Regions from separate parts of the Homo sapiens genome. Here region 2 is linked to region 1. A link is an interaction called in ENCODE POLR2A ChIA-PET data of the cell type or tissue named here. Cell type or tissue: PC-9. All regions are shown on one strand.

The links. Peaks named below come from ENCODE experiments on the same cell type or tissue, not always from the same donor. Only the 100,000 strongest peaks of a DNase experiment are listed, where the experiment ranks them.
Region 2: POLR2A ChIA-PET joins it to region 1 with 5 read pairs; 3 of 35 experiments call an interaction of 5 or more read pairs at or near these places.

The regions. Positions count from the first base shown.
Region 1 is chr7:152,427,032-152,431,031 of GRCh38, forward strand. All of the region lies in intron 1 of KMT2C (lysine methyltransferase 2C), which reads right to left. Among named protein-coding and RNA genes, the nearest start is that of KMT2C, 7.0 kb to the right of the region's middle. In PC-9, no CTCF peak of the experiment used is centred here; no DNase peak of the experiment used is centred here; H3K27ac peaks cover 629 bases.
Region 2 is chr7:152,566,909-152,570,908 of GRCh38, forward strand. No RefSeq gene overlaps it. Among named protein-coding and RNA genes, the nearest start is that of LINC01003, 100 kb to the left of the region's middle. In PC-9, no CTCF peak of the experiment used is centred here; no DNase peak of the experiment used is centred here.

The DNA of each region.
Region 1 (4,000 bases):
TTGAGACAGAGTCTCACTCTGTCGCCCAGGCTGGAGTGCAATGGCACGATTTCAGCTCACTGCAAACTCTGCCACCCAGGTTCAAGCAATTCTCCTGCCTCAGCCTCCCGAGTAGCTGGGATTACAGGCGCCTGCCACCATGACTGGCTAATTTTTGTAGTTTTAGTAGAGACGGGGTTTCACCATCTTGGCCAGGCTGGTCTTGAACTCCTGACCTCGTGACTCACCCTCCTGGCCTCCCAAAGTGCTGGGATTACAGGCGTTAGCCACTGCGCCCGGCCCCCAGAGTATTAATATTTATTATGTATTCTTCCCAATCTTTTTATATGCACAAAATATACACACAGTTTGGGTTTATGTGCTTTTCACAAAATAAAGTTACTGCTAAACTTACTGCTTTACAACTTTTGGAAAGGTTTTTCTCTAGTTCAACAATGTATCATAGACATTCTCCCACTTCAGGGCCCACAGATCTATCTCTATGTCTTGATTTAAAACTGCATGGTAGTCCATTGATGCATATTTTGTTGTTGCCAACTTTTCTCTACTACTAATACTGCTGCCATGAGCATCTTGTATGTATATGTTGTCCATTTGTCATGAGAATATATTCTGATTTCCTTTCTTGTTTTTCCGGGTATAACTGGTCCCCTATCTCCTAAGGGCAACAAAGCATCCTAATCCTTTACTAATTCCCATACGCCATATTCTCAGTGATTACATGTTAAGTCACATCTTTAAATACTTATCCTAATCGATTCCTCAACTCCAGTCCTACTTCCCCGAATGCTTAGCAGGCATCCAATCTATTTGGATGCCTGCTACAACATCTATGCCAGAAACTGCCGAATTCCTCCTTTGCAGTGACTGGAATCTTCCTCCCCATTCGCACTACCAACATTCTATGCTTTGGCTTGATCTCTCACACTACAACTATTGTAACAGCCTATTATCTCTGCCTCCAGGTAACTCCTGTCTCCATATTATTACCACAGTGTTTTTTTAATAATAGGCATCATTAAATCACCAAGTATTTGAGTGCCTACATTCAAATGCATAAATGCTAAACAGAATACAAAGTAATTTAGTAAGGTTCCTATCCTCAAGAATACTGTAAATACCTGCTTTGAAAACTTTCATTTAAAAAATAAAATAACTGGGCATAAAGCAGAGATTGAGACCTGTAGTCCCCTGGTGGTCCGCAGATTAAACCTAGCCTACAAAGTATAGGCGCAAATACCGTTTTAGATTCTAATTAATGAAAAACACTTAAAATCCAAGTTTAAAAATCATAAAAAGGGCTGGGTGCGGTGGCTCATGCCTGTAATCCCATCATTTTGGGAGGCTGAGGCAGGTGGATCACCTGAGGTCAGGAGTTCGAGACCAGCCTGGCCAACATGGTGAAACCCCGTCTCTACTAAAAATACAAAAAAAAAAAAAAAAAAAAAAACTAGCCGGGCATGGTGGTGGGTGCCTGTAATCCTGGCTACTCAGGAGGCTAAGGAAGGAGAATCACTTGTACCCGGGAGGCAGAGGTTGCAGTGAGCCGAGATCACACCATTGCACTCTAGCCTGGGCAACAAGAGTAAAACTCCATCTCAAAAAAGAAAAAAAAAAATCATAAAAATCCAAATTTCCGCCCTCTTGAAAAATCTAGAAACAGCATCTCAAATAGCAACCATCAGCCAGAATTCTGTATCAGTTTCACCTTAAGCAGGGCATAAGGACTCCTAGACTTCCCCAAGGCTGTTATTATTTCCCATTTTCTCCCCAACCCAAGGTCTAAAGTGTCAGTTGTCATTCAGATTCTTAGAAGCAGCCTACTGTTCATTTAAATTGCTTACCTGCTCCCTGTAAACAGTTTATAACTCCTGGACTACAGGATAAAGCCCAAACTCATGAGTCTGGCATTCAAGAACTATCACAGCTTGGCCTCACCACTACACACAGCCTCTGTTCTAGTCACACAGTCAGAAGCCACCCCACCTTTTACACCTCCTTCCCTCAATAATTTCATTCACATTGCTCCCTCACACACTCATTTTCTTGTCATTCTACTTGGCTAAATCCCACCAATCCTTCAAGGTCTAATTCAAATACTACTTCCTCCAAATCTTTGAGCACCCCTCTAGGCCACAATAAATCTTCCAGGGTTGACTGTTCATCCCAGGACATATTTAGCACTTTGTAGCTCTTTAAATAACATGTACCAAATGAAAGATCTAAAAAGTTACATAGAAGTATAGAAAACTTAAGACTTGTTAAACAATTTTACACTTGTAGATCATATGTAGTTACTGCCATCACAAAATTAACAGCAGAAACAAAGTGAAACAATTTTCCTTTTACCTGAGGCTTTTTCTAGAATATTACAAAGTGCAAAAAGAGCTGTGTCATTTGTTTCTCTCAACTTGTGCTCTTAAGTCCTTCAAATTCTGCAAATAAAGGGATCAACACTTCCAATTATAAATCCAAGATTGGTCTATTACTTTTTTTTTTTTCTTTTTGAGACAGAGTCTCACTCTGTCGCCCAGGCTGGTGTGCAATAGCATGATCTCAGCTCACTGCAACCTCTGCCTCCTGGGTTCAAGCGATTCTCCTGCCTCAGCCTCCCGAGTCACTGGGACTATAGGTGCCTGCCACCACGCCCAGCTAATTTTTGTATTTTTGGTAGAGACGGGGTTTCACCATATTGGCCAGGCTGGTCTCCCACTCCTGACCTTGTGATCCGCCCACCTCAGCCTCCCAAAGTGCTGGGATTACAGGTGTGAGCCACCGTGCCCAGCCTTTCTATTACATTTTCACAGATAACCACCAGCATATATCTACAAGCAATAGCTATAATAAAAAAAGAAATAATCTCAGCCGGGCGTGGTGGCTCACGTCTGTAATCCCAGCACTTTGGGAGTGCCGAGGCAGGCAGATCACCTGAGGTCAGGAGTCTGAGACCAGCCTGGCCAACATGGTGAACACCCATCTCTACTAAAAACACAAAAATTAGCTGGGTGTGGTGGCATGCGCCTGTAATCCCAGCTTTTTGGGAGGCTGAGTCAGGCGAATCGCTTGAATCCGGAGGGCGGCAGCCACAGTGAGCCAGGATCACGCCACTGCACTCCAGCCTAGGCAAGAGAGTGAGACTGTCTCAAAAAAAAGAAAAAAAAAAAAAAACAGAAATCATCTCTATTCTACTTCGTAACTTTTGCCACTTATCCTGCCAACAAGTTCTCAAAATAACCACTGTAGCACAAACATGATAAAGAAAATTTTTAAAGAGAAAAGGAAGAGATTAATCAGCTTTCTGAAATTAAAAGATAAAAATGGACCAAAACAATATAGAAAAAAAAAAGTAAAGGCAAACACAAACTCACACGCTGACTGTAAAGTTTATTCCATGGCAGCTAAAAGTTGTTTGGCCCAAACATCTCACAGATTAAAAACTAAATCACAACCTAACGAGGGTATCTAACACGTCCCCACCAGGCAAGAGTGCAGAGAGACCATCTAATGTTCCTATTTATTTAGAGAGTCTTGCTCTGTCACCTGACTAGAGTGTAGTGGTGTGATGTCCGTTCACTGCAGCCTCAACCTCCAAGCCTCACACAATCTTCTCTCAGCTCAGTCTCCAGAGTAGTTGGGACTACAGGTGCCTACCACCACACCCAGCTAATTTTTTTGTAGAGACAAGGCCTCACTTTGTTGCCCAGGCTGGTCTCAAACTCCTTTTAAATGAGGATTAAGTGATCCTCCTGACTCAGTCTCCCAAAAGTGCTGGGATTACATATATCAGCCACCACACCCATCCTTAATGTCCTTTATAACTGGAAACTGACCAATTTTCACCTTGGAAGGTCAATGAAGTTTCACGAAGCCCCTCCATCATAAACTTAAAGTGACTTAAGTTTACAGAGTTGGACAACCACTATCTACCCAGAGAAACCTGACTGTGGTCTGGGAAACTTTGCAGTTTTGCGGAACAGAGGAATGAGATGAAGCAGTGTGG
Region 2 (4,000 bases), 140 kb after region 1:
CTCCTGACCTCAGGTGATTCACCCGCCTTGGCCTCCCAAAATGCTGGGATTACAGGCGTGAGCCACCTCGCCTGGCCTACAGTTGTTAATCCTTCCAATTCATCCTCTTGAAGCCACTAGAGTAATCTTTTTAACAGTGAAATGCCATGCCATTTCACTTTTTATATCCTTCAGACTGGGTTTAGTAGCTCACGCCTGTAATCTCAGCACCCTGGGAGGCTGAGGCAGGAGGATTGCTTGAGCCAAGGAGTTTGAGACCAACCTGGCAACAAAGTGAGATCCTGTCTCTAACAAAAAACAAAAAGCAAACAAAAAAAAACTTAGCCAGGCTTGGTGGCTCACACGTGTGGTCCCAGCTACTCTGGAGACTGAGCTGGGAGGATCCCTTGACCCCTGGAGGTCGAGGCTGCAGTGAGATGTGATTGTGCCACTGCACAAGAGCCTGGGGGACAGAGCAGGACCCTGTCTCAACACGAAACCAAAAACATCCTTGAATGTCTCCTTCCGCACCTTTAGAGCAGTTGTTTTTCTTTTTTGAGTTTGTTTCACTCTTGTCACCCAGGCTGGAGTGCAATGGCACGCTCTCGGTTCACTGCAACCTCTGCCTCTTCCTAGGTTCTGAAGTTTCTTAGCTAGAATCTTACATCTTTCATCTGGTCTGTCTTACTTTTTTAACCTCATCTCCTGCCATTTTCCACCAAGCACCTGTGCCCACCACCTGCTGGGAATTTTCTGAAAATGCCATGCTTCTCAGAAGCACAGGCTAGATAATTTGCAAGGCTCTTGTTTCAGCTCCCCGGTGAGTTAGTCCCCGTTCTCTGTGAGAAGTACTTTGCTCACTTTCGGGACTTGATGCACCTCTGGCTTCCCGGAGCCCGAAGCCAACTGCGCTGCCACTCTCAAGCTCTGCCCCTTTCACCTGTGCTGCTGTGTCCAGGGTCCTGGGCTTGCTTCTTTGATTCTTGTTAAGAAATCGTTGGCCGGGCGTGGTGGCTCACGCCTGTAATCCCAGCACTTTGGGAGGCCGAGGTGGGTGGATCACAAGGTCAGGAGATCAAGACCATCCTCGCCAACATGGTGAAACCCTACCTCTACTAAAAATACAAAAAATTAGCCGGGCGTGATGGTGGGCACCTGTAATCCCAGCTACTTGGGAGGCTGAGGCAGGAGAATCACTTGAACCCATGAGGTGGAGGTTGCAGTGAGCCGAGATTGCGCCACTGCACTCCAGCCTGGTGACAGAGCAAGACTCTGTCTCAAAAAAAAAAATAAAAAATAAAAAAATCAAGAAGTTTGAGGGTGACAGCAGCAGCAGCACTTTGAAGGGAGCACAGGCGCTCCGAGTGTCAGACTCTGTGACTGCATAGGTCATGTGCCCACGAAGCCACTTTACTTCTTTCTAAACTGTTTGCCATGCTGGAGATGACCTTTCCTATGTTGCCTGCCTGGCGAACTTTTAGTTATACTTCTAGACCAGTGTAGGTAGCTCTTCACCTTTTGAGGTGGTCACTAACCCTTTAAGAATATGTTGGGGCTGGGTGCAGTGGCTCATGAGTGTAGTCCCAACACTTTGGGCGGTTGAGGCAGCTGGATCGCTTGAGCCCAGGAGTTCAAGACCAGCCTGGGCAAAACCTTGTTTCTACAAAAAAATACACAAAAAAATTAGCTGGGCATGGTGGCACCCGCGTGTAGTCCCAGCTACTTGGGAGGCTGAAGTTGGAGGATCGCTTGAGCCCAGGAGGTTGAGAGCCAATATCGCACCACTGTACTCCAGCCTGGTGACAGAGTGAGACACTGTCTCAAAAAACAAACGAACAAAAAAAAGTATGTTGGAAAGTACAGGCCGTCCGTATGCATACAACTTAAGGTTTGGAGCACAACTGAAGAGACCTCATATGCTCTCTGATGCCCATCACCTGAACCTATAGAGGCTCTCTGACTTGAGATTCAGTTCAAATGTCACCCTCTCTATTAAGCTTTTCTGGCCCCTGCTGGGCAGGAGAAAGCACTCCTTCCCCTGTAGGGCCTCATCCACCCCTTTGTTGTTATAATAATCATAATAAATTATAGATAACGGTTACCATTTCCAGAGGGCCCACCATCTGTCAGACACATTTCAGAACTTACTGTAACTTGGCCTGTTAGGCATTTTATCCCCATCTTCACAGATGAGGACCTGAGGTTCAGAGTTTAAGGACCAGAGCTCAAGAAAAGGGGCGGGGCCCCCAAGGACTGCAGAGTGCCCCTCATGGCCGTGGCGCCCCGCCCTCTAGTCACCTGTCCTGCTAGAGTGACTGATCTCATAGCCTGTGCCCTGGGAAGGTGCAAAGATTGTGCCGTGTTCATTTCTGCACTCCCAGTGCCTTTCCAGAAGATGGTTGCTACTAAATGAATGATGTTGGATGAATAAATACTTGACTTTACCCACAGGCCTTTTTTTTGTTTTGTTTTGTTTTTTTTGGGACACGATTTTGTTCTGTTGCCAAGGCTGGAGTGCAGTGGTGCAATCTCAGCAACTTCCACCTCCTGGGTTCAAGCGATTGTCTTGCCTTAACCTCCCAAGTAGTTGGGATTACAGGTGTGTACCACCACGCCCAGATTTTTGTATTTGTATTTTAATTTTTAAAGATTTATTTTATTTTAAAAAATTATTATTTATTTATTTTAATTAATTAATTTATTTTTTGAGATGGAGTCTTGCTCTGTCGCCCAGGCTGGAGTGCAGTGGTTCGATCTTGGCTTATTCCAACCTCCGCCTCCAGGTGTGAGCCACCGTGCCCGGCTACCACAGCTCTTTTTATAGTCCTAGATCAGTCAGTGCTGGGCATCCACCAACGATGACTGGAGAAACCAGAATGTGACTTCCACAAAAGATGCCACATCCTTATATCTGGGCTCTGAGATTCTCTTAGACTTCAGCCACCACCAAGTGACTGCCCACAGATAGCTACGAGTCGAACTACATTAACCAAACTCCGAGGTTACCAGGCCGGAGTATTTCTTTCTCTTCCCTAGAGCATCTTCCTCTTGACCATGGGTTTGCCAGCTCTTCTGTTTTTTTCTCAGGCATTTCTGGTAAGATGGTGGTGGTTTTCTTTTTTTTTTTCTTTTTTGTAGAGAACGGGGTCTCGCTGTGCTGCTCAGACAGGTCTCAAACTCCTAGGCTCCAGCAATCCTCCCGTCTCTGCCTCCCTAAGTGTTGGGATTACAGGAGTGAGCCAATGCACCTGGCTTCTAATGAAGTTTTAAAAATAAGCAAACATGCTGGGCGCGGCGGCTCACGCCTGTAATCCCAGCACTTTTGGAGGCTGAGGCAGGCGGATCACGAGGTCAGGAGATCGAGACCATCCTGGCTAACACGGTGAAACCCCATCTCTGCTAAAAATATAAAAAATTAGCCGGGCGTGGTGGCGGGCGCCTGTAGTCCCAGCTACTCGGGAGGCTGAGACAGGAGAATTGCTTGAACCTGGGAGGCAGAGGTTGCAGTTAGCCAAGATCACGCCACTGCACGCCAGCCTGGGCAACAGAGTGAGACTCCATCTCAAAAAAAGAAAAGAAAAAAAAAAGCAAACACAAATTCTAATCACTTTGGGTGAATATTTGCCCTATAAAGATTACTGTGATCTGGGGTTTAGGTTCCTAAATGTCTTGATATTCAGGTTTAAATGACTTAATATTTGGATTCTTGCTGATTTTTTTTCTGTTTTTATCTGAATGCCTAGTTACAGGGGTGTCCAATCTTTTGGCTTCCCCAGGCCGCACTGGAAGAAGAAAACTGTCTTGGGCCACATATAAAATACACTAACACTAATGATAGCTTATGAGCTAAAAAAGAAAAAAAATCCCAGAAAAACTCATAGTGTTTTAAGAAAGTTGATGAATTTGTGTTGGGCCGCATTCAAAGCATGTCTGCAGCCTGAGGGCCGTGGGTTGGACAGCTTGGCCTAGTAAGTATATAAACTGTACTACGGATGGAATTAGAAATGATTGTGTTTTTCAG